Linked DNA regions of Homo sapiens: region 2 is linked to region 1. Evidence: read pairs that join two places in POLR2A ChIA-PET (ENCODE). Cell type or tissue: MCF 10A. All regions are shown on one strand.

What was found. Peaks named below come from ENCODE experiments on the same cell type or tissue, not always from the same donor. Only the 100,000 strongest peaks of a DNase experiment are listed, where the experiment ranks them.
Region 2: POLR2A ChIA-PET joins it to region 1 with 6 read pairs; 2 of 35 experiments call an interaction of 5 or more read pairs at or near these places.

Annotation. Positions count from the first base shown.
Region 1 is chr1:186,745,671-186,753,670 of GRCh38, reverse strand. No RefSeq gene overlaps it. Among named protein-coding and RNA genes, the nearest start is that of PACERR, 69 kb to the right of the region's middle. In MCF 10A, no CTCF peak of the experiment used is centred here; a DNase peak (open chromatin) is centred at 3,190.
Region 2 is chr1:186,845,830-186,853,829 of GRCh38, reverse strand. The region is part of intron 1 of PLA2G4A (phospholipase A2 group IVA); the gene reads right to left. Among named protein-coding and RNA genes, the nearest start is that of PLA2G4A, 21 kb to the right of the region's middle. RefSeq lists a silencer at 4,296-4,345. In MCF 10A, no CTCF peak of the experiment used is centred here; no DNase peak of the experiment used is centred here.

The sequences.
Region 1 (8,000 bases):
GGCCCCTCCTCTTCCCCTGCCTTTTTTGGGGGTCGTTCATCATAAGAATGGTCAGTTTTACTTGCAATCACTACTACTAGACTGTGAGCCTCTTGTGATCATCGACTGTTTTCATATTCTCCGGAGCTCGCTTCAAAAGTGCTTAGGCACTCTACTCCAACTCCACCTAAAACCTCACCATTCACCAAGCTAGACCTGCTGTCATACCAAATTTCAACTAGAGCCTAGAGGTCCACTAATTCCATGATGACACACATGCCTGTCACACTTAGTCAGTGTTCAAGTGCATTTCCTTTGTATCATCCAAATCTTTCCTATTTTCCCCATCTCTTCCTCTTATGATATCTTTCTTCTATTATTTTATCTGATCTAGTCTTCCATTATGTCCTTCTCCAGACCTTTCCTTAGCAACCCATGAAAATCCCAACTCAGGTGAACAAATTCTCCTGCCTCCTCGATCTCAGTTTAATATCTACTTTTTGAGGAGATCATCTTTGACCTCAAGCTATGTATATGCTGTAAAATGCAGCAGCATACTTTCTAGAGAGTTGAAACTAGCATAATTGACATTAACATCCAAGTGTGGTGGATTACTTTACAGTCAGTGCAACTGCTCTTTAGGGGCTAGATTAAAAATAGCTACCCCACTGATTAAAAATAACTCAAATATTCCCCTTCCTTTAATTGAACCAGTTTTTACATATGTGCCCCAGCTGAAATAGCAGTCTGAAACTCAGTGCTTTCTGGAAAATACAAACAAGCAGCCAGATCTTCAGTCCGATCATATTTGAGATAAAGAAAACATACTTTAAATGTGAACGGATGTTTTTTTTAAAAGTTTATGAACAAAGATTATCATTGATAGTAGAATAATTTGTTTACACTCTTCAAGTTTCTTTAGATGTGTGGCCAATACTGGTCTACATATCTTCCAGCTCGGGCAGAAAAATAAGTGTGTCACATGCTGCAAAGTCTAAAATCTTATTCAAAATAAAAGTTCAAGGAATGATGGTTCTTGCTAAGGCCTTTCTATTTTGGAACGATAAATTGTAACTGTTAAAGAGAAAAAAATTATTTGAGGTTTATCAAGAATTGCAAGATTTTAATTAACATTCTTCATCTATTTATGTCCTAGATTATTGAAGTATAAATTGTCTGAGAAGTAACCTCTTTTCATTTTGTTAAAAAAAAGTTGACCAGAACTTTAATTCATTTGCTGCATTTTCCTCCAAAGAATAGTCCAAATTTATAGAGTTTTACATTTAATAACATATTTATCTACTACATTAATGGATATTTAGGGGCACCTATTATATATTAGGAATTATGAAAGAGCCTAAGAACACAGGAGTGAATAAACCAGAATGAGGTTTATTGAGGGTCATGTTGGAAGAGACTGACCCACACTTGACTCGCCATAATGCATAGTGAGTGTGCAACAATGGGTGAACAAAATGATGATGGATGGACATCACAGTGATTACTTTAGGCAGATTACTTTAGGACAAGGTAGAGAAAGTTACACGCAGAGCTCAAAAGTTTTAGGTAAGTTTTGAAGGAAAACTAGGAGTCTATGGTTGGACAAAGAGGTTAAGAGTATCTAGACAGGACCCATCATGTGTCCTCTGACAGCATATAGCCTTTCAGAACCAGATGTTTTGTTTCATTCAATTAGTTCCTTCCAACATGGAACTAGATATTCTAATAAGACTAAAGACTTGGCCCTTGCATTCCACTTCTGAGAAATCAAGGTGGAAAAATTCAAAGGAATAAGAAAGCAAATGCTTCTTATTTGTACAAATAATATATCTGAAAGAAATTGAAATTCGTTGAGACTAGGTTCTCCTTTAATCCAGAGCTGTGGTATGACTTCCATTGGACCTAAGCACTTTTACCTTTGTGGGTCCCTTCCTCCATTTTATACAAACACACACTAAAAATTATATTTTACTATTGTGTTGGTTAAAAAGATCGATATGCTACTATTATATATAAGACAGCTTCTTCTACCTAGAAGTTGTTATTTCTGATTTTAAAGAACATTAATACATTTTGTTGGGCCCCTAGGCACTATGGCTATTGTGCCTAACGGACAAATCACTTTTGGCAACTCCTTCCCATATTCTACTCCTTGTTTTGTTGCCAGAGAATACTTCTAAAAATTCCCTTTTCATTGGATCACAGAGAACCATCAAGGACAGCAACTCATTCAGTGTAGGGATCCCCAGATCTCTGCTTGGATCAGGGCTTCATTCAATATTGTTTTGCCTGGCAACCTGACTCCTAAATGCACCTTTCACTTCTGTCAGGCCAGTATCTTTAGTCCAGTGCTGTGTATTGGAATAACCTAGGGAGGTTTGGGGTTTGTTTTCATATTTACATTAAAATTTTGATTCCAAAACCAATCAAATTAGAATTTCTGGGTGTGGGACCCAAACATCAGTACTTTTTAGTGCCCTTCAGGTGATTCCAATCTGTAACCAATTTTGAAAACCAGTGCTCTAAGCAACAAAAATACAACAATCATTCTCCTGTAATGTGCTATGGAGCACAGGAAAAAGAGATATACACACACATATACAAGTATCATATGGCATTGTAATAACTTGTTTATCCGTGATTCTCTCTACTAGATAGAAAACTTCAAGCATCACTTCTGAATTATTTTTATTTTACCCACCACCTAGTTCAATGCTAGCATCAAGTAGATACTCAATAAATGTTTTTATTGAACGAATTGCCACATGTTCTTAAACTTTTACTTTTCCTCTTCCCTTTCCCTTCTTCATTGTATTACTCCAAAGTTCTCAACCCTGCCAGGACATTAAAATCAGTGGGGAACTTTGTAAAAAAATAATGGGCCCCACCCTAGACCAATTAGGTCACAATTTCTAAGGGTGGGGCCCAGGTAGTGTTTAAAAGATTAGACTATTCTAATGTACAGCCAGGGCTAAGAATTATTGATTAATTTTTACTCACTCTTTAAGACCCTCTTAAAGAGCCAACTTATTCAGGAAACTTTTTCGGGTACTCTTCCCAAATATATCTTTCAATTTCTCAAATACTGATTGTTCTTGAGAAATATGCAGTTTCAGTCTTAAACATATTGTTGTGTCATCCCTGTGAATGTGAAGCTAGCACTTGAGGGCAAGAATCATGCCTCCTATTGCTTTGTTTTCCTCAGAGAGATGACAACAGGGCTGGGCCTAAATTCCAATACTTAGTGACTAAAGGCAGTTACATGGATTCCCTGTTAGAAGATCATGTTTCTTAATCTGGCCTTGACACATGCTATTCATTAAGCAATCAATGAATTGCTTAAAATTCTCAATGTGCTGTAGTAGCCTATTCATTTTCTCAACCAGTCACTAGTTTTAAAGGTTTTGACTTAAACTAGGACTTGAGTTTGACTCCACACATGATGATCAGCTGCCTCAAAGTCATAATTCAACTTATTTATCAAATGAGGATCCACAGGTAGATTTCAGTTTATGAAGGGACAAGGAAAGGAGATTCAAAATTCAAATTACATTGCACTCCTCTACATTTCTAACCTTTTAGTGATATTTTCCCTGGGGAAGTAAAGGTGGTGCAATAATTTGGGAGGCACCTATTAGCCCTCACCTTAGGCATGTGAACACCTGATTACTTTCATGCCAGATCAGAGAATACCATAATGCTTATTAAAAATGCTGATTTTTTATTAGTCAGCATTACAATGCTGCTGAGTGGTATGAATTTGGTAACTTACCCGTTAATGGATATGCATTTACTGATGACTGTGGACTGTTTTAGTACAGTATTTCATGTACATATTTTAGCCACATTCTTTTGGACTCCGACGTTTTGAAATTTATTTTCTTCATTCTTCAGTTTAAAAATAAATATTAAACAAATAAGTGGTTCTCCAGCCAGGAAACATGCGTATGCCTCACCTGTATTAAACAGACGAAACGAATATAGAGATTTGGTCAGTCTGTAATTGATGAATAAAAGGTGCTTAACACTTGAGGGGTAAAATACACATTTATAATTGCATAATGCAGATGCAGAATTTGAGCTAATTAGCATTTTAAAGTTTTACTTATCTGAAACTCTTGTTAAATAAAGTCAGCAGAATAATGATTTTGATAAACTTCTATACAGTCTATATGTTCTCATCAGGACTAAAAATACTATAATTTTTCAAAAGGAATTTAGTGAGCCATTTTTTAAAATAATAAAGATGTCTATTTTTCATCCATAAATGTTGTTCTTAATGTTAATCACTATAAGTACAAATTCATGGAAGTCTTTGATGAACATCTGCTTGGAAAAAAAAATCTGCTAAGTACCAAATATTTGTAAAACATTCAAGCCCACACAGACATACACAGACATGCACAAACACCCCCCAAAGAAAGGTTTTGGTTTATACTCTGAGATCTAAATGGAGAAATGATTATGTAATAAAAAAACCAGTTAGGCACCAAGTGTGCAGAAGTGATTGAATTAAATTACACATCTAAATGCCTTATATTAAGTTAAATATTTAGAATCTGGTATCTTTGCAAACCCACACTCTTTATATACCAAAGCAAATAATGAAAACACAGAGGTCTCTACTGACTCATTTGTTTCCGTTTTCTTGAAAGAAATTAACAATGGATGATTTTGTTCATGATAGAAACAATTTAGCTATATTTTTTGTTAATATTGTATTCATGTGGGTGAAGTGGCAAAAGTAGTAAAACAAAACAAAAAAAAAGATGAAAAGCCAATTTCTTTCTTCATCCTTTTCCTGTATCTATTGTGTAATATCAGGAAGAAAAGACAACGCATGTGTTTTAGTCCATTTTCAAGCTGCTGATAAAGACATATCTGAGACTGGGCAATTTACAAAAGAAAAAGGTTTAATTGAACTCACAGTTTGATGTGGCTGGGAAGGCCTCACAATCATGGCAGAGGCAAGGAGGAGTAAGTCACAAGTTATGTGGATGGCAAAAAGAGCTTGTGCAAGGAAACTCCCCCTTATAGTACTGTCAGATCTTGTAAGACTTATTGGCTATCATGAGAACAGCACAGGAAGGACTCACCCCTATAATACAATCATCTCCCAGCAGGTACCTCCCACAATAGATGGGAATTATGGGAGCTACAAGATGAGATTTGAGTGTGAACACAGAGCCAAACCATATCATTCCACCCCTGGCCCCTCCCAAATCTCATATCTTCACATTTCAAAACCAATCAAGCCTTCCCAACAGTCCCCCAAAGTCTTAACTCATTTCAGCATTCACCCAAAAGTCCAAGTCCAAACCTTCATCTGAGACAAGGCAAGACCCTTCCACCTATGAGCTTGCAAAATCAAAAGCAAGCTGGTTTCTTCCTAGATAAAATGGGGGTTCAGGCCTTGGGTAAATACAGCCATTCCAAATAGGAGAAATTGGCTGAAACAAAGGGGCTGCAGACCCCAGTGCAAGTCCGAAATCCAGCAGGAAAGTCAAATCTTAAAGTTTCAAAATGATCTCCTTTGACTCCATGTCACATGTCCAGGTCATGCTGATCTAAGAGGTGGGTTCCCATGGTCTTGGGCAGCTCTGCCCCGTGACTTTACAGGTTATAGTCTCCCTCCCAGCTGTTTTCATGGGCTGGAGTTGAGTGTCTGCAGTTTTACAGGTGTAAGCTGTTGCACGGTACAAGCTGTTGGTGGATCTGCCATTCTGGTCTGGAGGACTGTGGCCCTTTTCTCACAGCTTTGCTAGGTGGGGTCCCAATAAGGACTCTGTGTGAGGGATCTGACCCCACATCTCCCTTCCACACTGGCCTGAAGGGCCCCACCCCTGCAGCAAACTTCTGCCTGGACATCCACGTATTTCCATTCATCATCTGAAATCTAGGAGGAGGTTGCCAAACTTCAATTCATGACTTCTGTGCACCTGCAGGCTCACCACAATGTGGAAGCTGCCAAGGCTTGGGGCTTCCACCCTCTGAAGCAACAGCCTGAGATGTACCTTGGCCCCTTTTAGTCACAGCTGGAGTGGCCAGGACACAGGGTAGCAAGTCCCTAGGCTGCACACAGGATGGAGACCCTGGGCCCAGCCCATGAAACCATTTTTTTTTCCCTAGGCTTCTGGGCCTATGATGGGAGAGGTTGCTGTGAGGACCTCTGACATACCCTGGAGACATTTTCCCCATTGTCTTGGGGATTAACATTTGGCACCTCATTATTTACACAAATTTCTGCAGCTGGCTTGAATTTATCCTTAGAAAATGGGATTTTCTTTTCTATTGCATTGTCAGGCTGTAAATTTTCCTAACTTATATGCTCTGTTTCCCTTTTGAAACTGAATGCCTATAACAGCACCAAAGTAATCTCTTGAATGCCTTGCCACTTAGAAATTTCTTCCACCAGATACCCTAAATCATCTTTCTCAAATTCTAAGTTCCACAAATATCTAGGACAGGGGCAAAATGCCACCAGTCTCTTTGCTAAAACGTAACAAGAGTCACCTTTACTCCAGTTCCCTACAAGTTCCTCATCTCCATCTGAGACCACCTCAGCCTGGACCTTATTGTTCATGTCACTATCAGCATTTTTGCCAAAGCCATTCAACAAGTCTCTAGGAAGTTCTAAACTTTCCCACATTTTCCTGCCTTCTTCTGAGCCTTCCAAACTGTTCCAACCTCTGCCTGTTACCCAGTTCCAAAGTCGCTTCCACATTTTCAGGTATCTTTTCAGCAAAGCCCCACTCTACTGGTGCCAATTTACTGTATTAGTCCATCTTCATGCTGCTGATAAAGACATACCTGAGACTGAGCAATTTACAAAAGAAAGAGATTTAATTGGACTCACAATTCCATGTGGCTGGGGAGGCCTCACAATCATGGAAGAAGGCAAGGAGGAGCAAGTCACAACTTACGTGGATGGTAGCAGGCAAAAAGAGCTTGTGCAAGGAAATTACCCCTTATAGTACCGTCAGATCTTGTGAGACTTATTCACTATCATAAGAACAGCACAGGAAAGACCTGCCCCCATAATTCAATCATCTCCCACCAGGTACCTTCCACTACATGTGGGAATTATGGGAGCTACAAGATGAGATTTGGATGAGGACACAGAGTCAAACCATATCAGCATGCTTTACATTTTTTAAAGCATTTTTATATACATTTAAAAATTTTTTTCTTACAGTGACCTATGGAATTTGTATTGTTTTCCCCATTTACTAGAGATGAAGTGAACAATAATCAGAAAGCCTCAATGACTTTCCCAAGTTTTTACACTCCTTTAAATCAATGGTAAAAGATATTATATCAAGTACATATATGTAGCTGCTGTGTAACAGGGAAAGGAAGGTAACACATCTTAATTTCTCTGTCATAAGAGACACAGTACCATTTGAATTTCAGATCAAAGCCTGGCTACCTTATCATTGTTAATACTTCTCACTTGTGAAATATCTTGAGATGAGCAAAGCCATTCACTGAGATTCACTAACAGTCCTGAAATATTTGGAAATAAACTGGCTGCTGTAGTTCTCATGAACTAGTAATTGCTGTGATCACTCCTAAATTAAAGTCTAGGAAACTCCAGTAGCTAAGATAAAAGCTCATTCATGCTTACTGCCAAATAGTCTCTTCAGTCTCAAGAGTTGGCACGAAGCTGGCAGTACTGTCACACAAAGTGGTTTTTAATAAATGTTGATTCCTAACATCATGGTGGTTATAAATGTTAATAAACTTCCTACAAGGGAAGTAGAAGTGGAAAGTTTTGTTTGTTAAACGCTTTATCACTCTACTTGGTTAGCATGGACAATTACCCCAGTTCCCTGAGGCACGTAGTCCCTGAGTGTTTAGCAGTTAATGAATATAAATAGTAGCAAGCCAGCAATTTTTAAAACCATAAATAATTGTTCCTCTGAAAGCTCATGCTAATGGAAAAAATGTTTAAAAAAACTGACGTAGCAAAAAAATTACTTATTAACTAAGGCCAAAATTGAAGTTCAAAATCTTAGTAA
Region 2 (8,000 bases), 100 kb before region 1:
TTGAATTTGAACTTTAGTAATGACATTTTTAAAGAAATGTTTGTTCATTTGAAGACACCAGTTTAATTTGGAAGCAGTTAAATAAAAATATTTTAATGGAAAAATACTCTCTATACTTTCCTTTTTTCTTCTACACTTACTCTGTTATTTAAAATCAAATAAAAAACTATTTAATGAATGAACATCTTTGCTATTCCATTATACCAAGTCCTTGAGATTTCATAAAACAACATACACTTGTATTTCAGCATTTTATAAGTTACATCTAATTTGGAATACCTTTTCAAATATCTTTATTATCTATCTTTAATATGTAAATTCTAAAATGTTTTTATTTCAAAATAAATCAAATTCGTTTTAAATTTTTAGTGATCTTTCTTTTTAAACATCAACTTTAAAAAAATATAAAAATGATTCCTGCTCATTGTCACAAACAAAAACTGCTGAAGTGAACAAAGAATAAAGTGTAATCACCATTTTCATTATGATGTGTATCTTTCCAGGCCTTTTCACTGCTTTTTCTTAATACTTAAAGCAATAGGAAAAGAGAGGATTTAAATTTTTTTTTAAAAAAATGGGATCTTCTAATACGCTCTTGAGTTTTTAAACTCACTTTCTTCACTATATTTGGTTGTAAAAAATATGAAGCAATATTATATGAATGGTAAAAATCACCCATAGTTCTCTATTTAAGAATTATAAAAAATAAGGATTCCCCCCGTTCTTCATTCTGGTGCATCAACCATCATTATTTGTACCAACAAGAAAAAAAATGTTTTTAAAGTAAAACGTCTATTTACTTTCATCACTTACTTCTTAAGCTCCTAAAGTACAAATACTTTTATCTTATCATGCATATTAATCAGGCTCAAAATGTATACAGCATTTTAAATCAACTTTTTAAATAAAGATGAGGCCAAACTATGAGTCTAATTTATCATGATAAATTACTATAATCTTTGTTTTGCGTTTTCTTATTTTAAACCTAATAGAAAAGTTTCCTGATAACATTAACCAATTATAAACTACTTTAGTGCTATAGTTTTATTATTCCCTCCAAAAATCATGTTGAAATTTCATTGCTAATGTAATGGTATTGGGAGGTGGGGCCTTTGAGAGGTGATTAGATGATGAGGGTTTCACCTTCATGTGTGGGTTTAATACCTTTTTAAAGGGGCTCATGGAATGGGCTCTCTCTCTTAGCCCTTTTGCCTTCTGCCATATTTTAGATACAGCCTTCATCTCCTCTGGACAATGGCTATCTTGAAAGAAAAGAATAGCCTCACCAGGCACCAAAACTGCTGGCTCCTTGGCCTTGGACTTCCCAGCTTCCAAAACTGTAAGCCAATAAATTTGTTCACTTTATTAATTACCCAGTGGGTCACATTCTGTTATAGCAGCATGAAACAGACTAAGGCACTCAGCTTTCACATTTCTGTTATTTTGATTGGACCTGGCTGCTATTGTTAGTAAGTTTCAGGATTTTATTCCAATATCATCTTTCCAGTGGAGTCTTCCCTGACTGTATTATTTAAAATTGGCAAAACCGCTGCTTTCTTGCTTTATGACCATCTAACATCCACTTATGTAGTTTTTGTTGTGTTACTATCTCTTCTCCCTTCTTCATTAGAATATAAATTCTATGAAGGCAGGTTTTTTGTGTGTTTCATTCATTGTGAAATTTCCAGTCCCTGTGTAGGCACATGTGGGCCCTTAATACATATTTGTTAAATAATGAATGAATGATAGGATATATATATACAGGTAAGAGGGATAATTTTCAAGCCCAGTTACACTAAAGCATTTTGCTCAAGTCAAGGGATGTTCATTTTCTATTTATCCATAAGTTGTATTACCCTCATCCCTCATCCTCTGTTCTACTATGCTGTCTTACACTGTTAATCAATATCGATATGAGTTTCTCCTTTATCTCTTATTATTTTTCCCTAATTAACTACATATTACACACATCTTACAAACATGATTATCCATTTACTATTATACTGTATTGTGTCTTTGATTAGGCTCTAAGTATTTTTGAAACTACATTTTATATTTATTGGATAACATTATAAAACAATACAGGCAAAACTACAATAGAGTAATTTTTACTCTGGTATTTATAGTTAAATTTATAATACAAGAAATATATACCTATATTGAGTGATATAATCCTTACGATTCAGCACTTCCCATTATCAGCATTTTCTGTGCTATTTCTATTACAACATTTTTAAAGTGATCAGCAATGACTTTCTACTAGTATGGCTGATGTTTTCGTGCCAACTAAATTCAAAGTATGAGAACTACATCCGTTCCCAAGTCAGAATCCAGCTAATACTCTAGAGCTGTGGGTGGAATATATTTTTATGGATGATATAACATAAAATCACCTGCCTCATTTTCATCTTTACCATCCATATTTCCCTCATATCATTTCCCCTCAGAAGTGATTTCTTAATATGAAGCGTTCTATGCATATGATGGTCCACATAAAGCTCCTAGGCCCAAGAGCATGAAGCCTTTAGATTGCTGCAGCAGTGGTAATTCCTGAGAGCTTATGTCCTCCCTCTCCAGAAGCTGAAATGTCTATGTAGGACAATGCTAGGACAGTACTATCAGGGATTCAAAGGATTAAGGAAAGCCAATTATTTTCTTTATTGAAGCAGCATAATTTGGTGAAAACACCATTGGTTATGGGATCTAGAAAGACCTTAATTCAAGTTCCAGTTTCATATTCTAAGACCCAGGTTACTTGCTTGTAATGTGAATAACAGTACTGTGAAAGGTACCTAGCCCATAATAAATATTCAATGCATATGATTTGCTTTTAAGATAAACATTACATAGACTTATCACTAATAACATTATATATTTACTTGAAAGATGTACTATCTGTAGTAATTATTGTTGTGACAGTAGAAAATAAGTTTTTTTTATATATTTGCCACTTAAAAATAAATATCTACAATATGCCTTGTGCTATGCAAGGTGCTTGGGAGCAAAAAAATGGTGAATCAGACAGGTGTATACCATGAAACTTTGTGGCCCTATTGACTTTATACTTGACACTCTCCAAGTGGAACCTCAAAAAGTAAACAAGATTCTGGTAGTTATTCTCACCAAAGTTTTCTGTGTTAAAAGCTGTAATAATGAGAATGGCATAGCAGAAGAGCATCTTCTGGGACTTATGGCCATTCAATTCACGAACAGTAGCTTCATAGGAGATACTTTGTTCATTCAACAAATACATCTTTACTATCTACCTAGTCTGTAGTAGGCACTGGGGAAACAATAGTATATAAGACTTCTTACCTTGTAGAAACAAAATGAGGCAATCTAGGGGTAGCAATAAATGCAGGCTAGCCTGATTTTTCATGCATGCATGTTGCTAAAAGTAGTAACACTGTTTATTATGATTAATGTCTCCAATTGGAAGGAAATCTTAAAACCTATTCTTCTGGGAAAATATCATCAATGAGTTTCTATTCCCTTAGTAGAAAAATCAGAAATCCTTAACATGGTCTACAATGGTGGCTTTTATATCTATTTACTGCAAACCAAAACGAAGAAACCTTTGCATATCACAATACAATACATAAATATATACACAGACAAATATTTAAAATATAGAAGTAAGTTTCATGTGATACTTTTGCTAAGTACAATGTACTCTGATTTCAGTCTATTACTTTTGTTTAAATGCTGGTAACAGCCCACTGAATTGATTTCATGACTCACTAACAGCAATTTGAAGAATACTAGTGCAAAAGATTGCAAAATTGAATTTCTATCTACTTCCTCAGCCCCATACCACTACTTTCCCTTTTGCTTTCTATGCTAAAGCCATACTGGTTTTCTTTCCTTCAAATGTGTCAAGCTCTTTCCCACTCAGGGCTGTAACTTACCTCTTCTATTCATTCATTTAGTCAACAAACATTTAAGGCATAACTACCATGTGTCAAACATTGTTCAAGGGACTGGAGAGGCAAAAGTGAGGAGCTAGATACATTCCCTTCCCTCTTGGAGATTCCATCTCTAGAAAGCAATCAGAAAACAAGGAATCCAAAAAATAAAAGAAACAATTGGAAATAGAGTTGTATAAAATGATGGAAACAAGTAAAATGCAGAAACAAAGAATAATTGAGGGTGAGCACTAAAAAGGAGCTAGCCATGCAGAGTGAGGAGAGAGTGGGTTTAGACTATAATGTTCCAGGCAGGCAGTATGAGGAACTGAGAGAAGACAAGTGGCTGGCGAATGGTGAGCAAACGTGAAAGTGGCTTATGATGAGGTTGGAAATTTAGGCAGTGGCAGATCATGTTGAACCTCTTAGGCAACTACTGTTTACCTAGCTAAATCTGACCCATTCTCCAGGATTCAGTCTCAACGTCATTTCCACAGAGAACCCTTCCGTGACCTTCAAAGTATATTTGGTCTGCCTGTTACTGGTTCTGTGTGTTCTCTAGACTCCTCCTTCAAGCCTTTCATTCCACTGACGCAATGTCTGTCTTTCCTGGGAGAACAAAAGAGGCATTAAGTCAGTGGCCATATTTATCTTATTAATAGAGACATCCCTAGTGCCGAATACAATGGCCCAAATATAGTAGGTTCAGAATAAAGATTTGTCCAATGGATGGATGGATATTCAAAGTAGTGCCAGGTTGATGCATAAAGAATCCACAGAATAGTGCCACACCCTCTTTTGATGTCTCTCTTTCTTATTCCTAACAATTCTTAATGTCAAATGATGTTAAATTAGCTCTCTATTTATTTAAAAAAAGCAGAACAAGTGAGATTCCAGAGGGGGTGAAATTAGTACTCAAAATGTTTAGAGGAAATCTGTTGCTGGGATCCAAAGTTTAATGTCAGCAATTTTATTTCCTCTTCTCATTTCCAGCAACTTCATTCATAACCACTCTGTTCACCACCTATTATCCACTACTGTATCTTACAGCAAGACTTGGATAGAGACTCTCCTGATATTAAATCCAAAGCAAGAAATATGCTTAAGATAGCTAACTGTCCAAGTCTAGTTTCTCTCTCTCCCTTCTCTGCCCCCTTTCTGTGTGTATGTATGTGTGTATGTGTGTGTGTGTGTGTGTGTGTAAAATCACTAGGTTAAGAACTACAAGATAACTAGAGAGTAAACAAACATGACTCATGGCATTTAATCTCAAAGCAACTTTGTCTTGTTCTTTGATTCTATTCAGGGCTAACTCTCCTTCTACCCTGATGAAATCTCAGGCAGCCTCAGAACTTTTCTGTTAACTTGGATGTGAAAGGAAGAAAAGAAAAAGGAAAAGAGAAAAAGAATTAACCCAGTCACTGCAGACATTGAAATGCCGGGTTCGTTGAGTTAAAGTCTCTCTCCTGCTCAAGGTAGAGCTTGTTGCAGGAGAAAGGGGATGAAGTCATTGACTTCTCCCCTCCCCTGCCTATGGTCAAACCCTCCCAAGCTTGATAACTCTGGTTTTTAAACCCTTATAGTTGGAAAAGGATGCAGAGAGAGCGAGAATAGAGGCAAGAAAAATATTACTTCAGCAGTACTTTTATAAGCTGGTTTTGTGATCTCTTGGCTTGGTACATGTTAAAGCTGAGTCTTTCTTTCATAGATGCTTTTTGTGGATTCTTCTGAGATTCTCTGTTTTTGAGATTTCTTCCTTGTGTTCCCTGACATGCACAAACGCATCTCTACTCCAGCTGGGGGCTTGTGTTTTTTTCCACAGCCCCAGTGCATCTTGTGGTCCACTTCCAGTTTTCGTTTTCTGAGGTTCTTTCATGTTACCAGGCAAACGCCTTGTATAGGATTTAAGATTCTTCCCAGGGTTCTCTTTAGTCCATGGACAATACTCATACATGTTTTCTTTCTTCCAACAAACCCTGAGAATGCAATTACTTCCTAAATGAAACTATTCTGCTACTTGTGTCCTTTATATTTCCCAAGTATGACAAGACACCAGCCTACTGCAGAAGACAAATGTTAAACCCTCTGATGAGCGTTCTCAGTGGTCTCTTTAAAGCCCCTCTCTTGATTGGGAATTAGTAGGCATATTCCTCTCCAGATCTCCACCCCAAGGGAAGAGGGGCTGTACTCACAGCAGTGCTCTCCAAAACAACAACAAAACTCTTCTGAAGCTCTTCCCACATCTCTACTATTTCAATGCTTTTATAACTGTGAAGTGGGTAAGTTTTATATATTATATAAATGTCCTTGTCCATCTGCTTTCTTTAAAACACAAAGAGTAGGCTGTTTCACTATCCATTTTAGTAGTGCATGTCTTAAATCTTATGGCTTAAGGTCTTGGCCAAAGCTTCTACTTTAAAGTCCAATACATAGGTGAACCAGCTTACAAAATGGCAGAACGAGGAATGTGGGAAATCCTCTCCCAGAAAAACAAACACATTGACAAAACCGGGCAGAATTATTGCAAACAACTATAGACACACACACACACACACACACACACACACGTATGAAATAATAGCACAAAAGAAAGGAGATGGAATGGAGGTATACTGGACCAAGGAAATGACACCAGATCATAATTGAACCTACAGAAAGAAATACAGGGTACCAGTAAATAAGCTCTATCACATTTTCAAACAGCAGACCAGTTATTTACCATTTCTCTGAAGCCTTTTCTATTTAACTGTAACAGTAAATAGGTAGGTTAATATAAAATAGTCTATAAATATTATATTGTTCAAATATAAATATATATGTAGATTAATATAAAATATTCTATAAACATTTCCTTTTCTTCTCTCAAATTCTTTAAAAGATATAGCATTTACATAGCAATAAATTATAATCCTATCTAATGTATACAACAATAATTGCAAAAAGGAGGAGCGGTCAGGGACTAGAACTATACTGCAGAAAAGTTTTTGTATTTTACTGGAATTAAGACAGTATTGATATGAAGCGGACTATAATAAATTAAGGCATAGAGTTTAATTCCTAGAGCAACCACTAAGAAAATAACTCAAAAATATAGTTAAAATATCAATGAAGGAATTAAAATGGGCCACGACAAAATAGCTATTTAATATAAGGAACAGAAGAATTTAAAAAAAGAGACATGGAAAACAGCAAAATGGAAGATGAACATCCAACCATGCTTCCAATAACATTAAATGTGAGCGATGTAACATTCTAATAAAAAAGTAGAGGTTGTCACACCGGATAAAATTGAATGTATATAAAAGACTAATGGAATCCAAATAAGGTTTGTCGTTTAATTAATAGCACTGTACCAATGTCAGTTTCCTGGTGTTGATAATGTACTGTGGTTGTCAGATGTCACACTAGGGAAAGCTAAATGAAGGGTACATGAGAGCCCTGTAATATTTTTGTAATTTCTTATCTTAAATTATTTCAAAATAAAGTTTATTTTAAAAATGTAATACATATGAACAGATCTAATTTATATTTATAAATTTTATTCCACAGTTATGTTCAAGGGAAGAAACAAAGACCTCCTATGAAGAAATTACTGAAATAGAATCACTTCCTTCAGGATAAAAATCACTAGCCATTATTGTCAGGCAGTGGCTGCATGTCCAATTCCAGTTAGGAATAGGCAGCCGTCCTTTCTTTTTTCTCTCTGTAACTGTTAATAGTAGCAGCAGATATTTTAGGTTTCTGCAAAATTAAGGCATTTCTGTCCAACTAACCACATGAAACAGTAGGAATTTTTTGTCCCAGAATTAGCTCAGTTCTGGAAACCTTACTGCAACTAGTTGGCACAACCACTCTCATGAATACTCATAAAATAGCAGGGTTTCTATTCCTTTGTTTCTTATAACTAAGCTAAATAACCAGTCTTAGTGAGTGTACAAAGTCTCTTAAGTCTGAAGTAAGAGATGTGAAACTCACAGGGTTTTTTTCTTCCTTTCTTTTTTTCCTTTCCCTGCCCTGTAATTAGAAACTTTCAGAACATGAATGAGAGGGAAATTTGGATAGACTTTTCAACAGATACTTCCCGATGCAATGTAA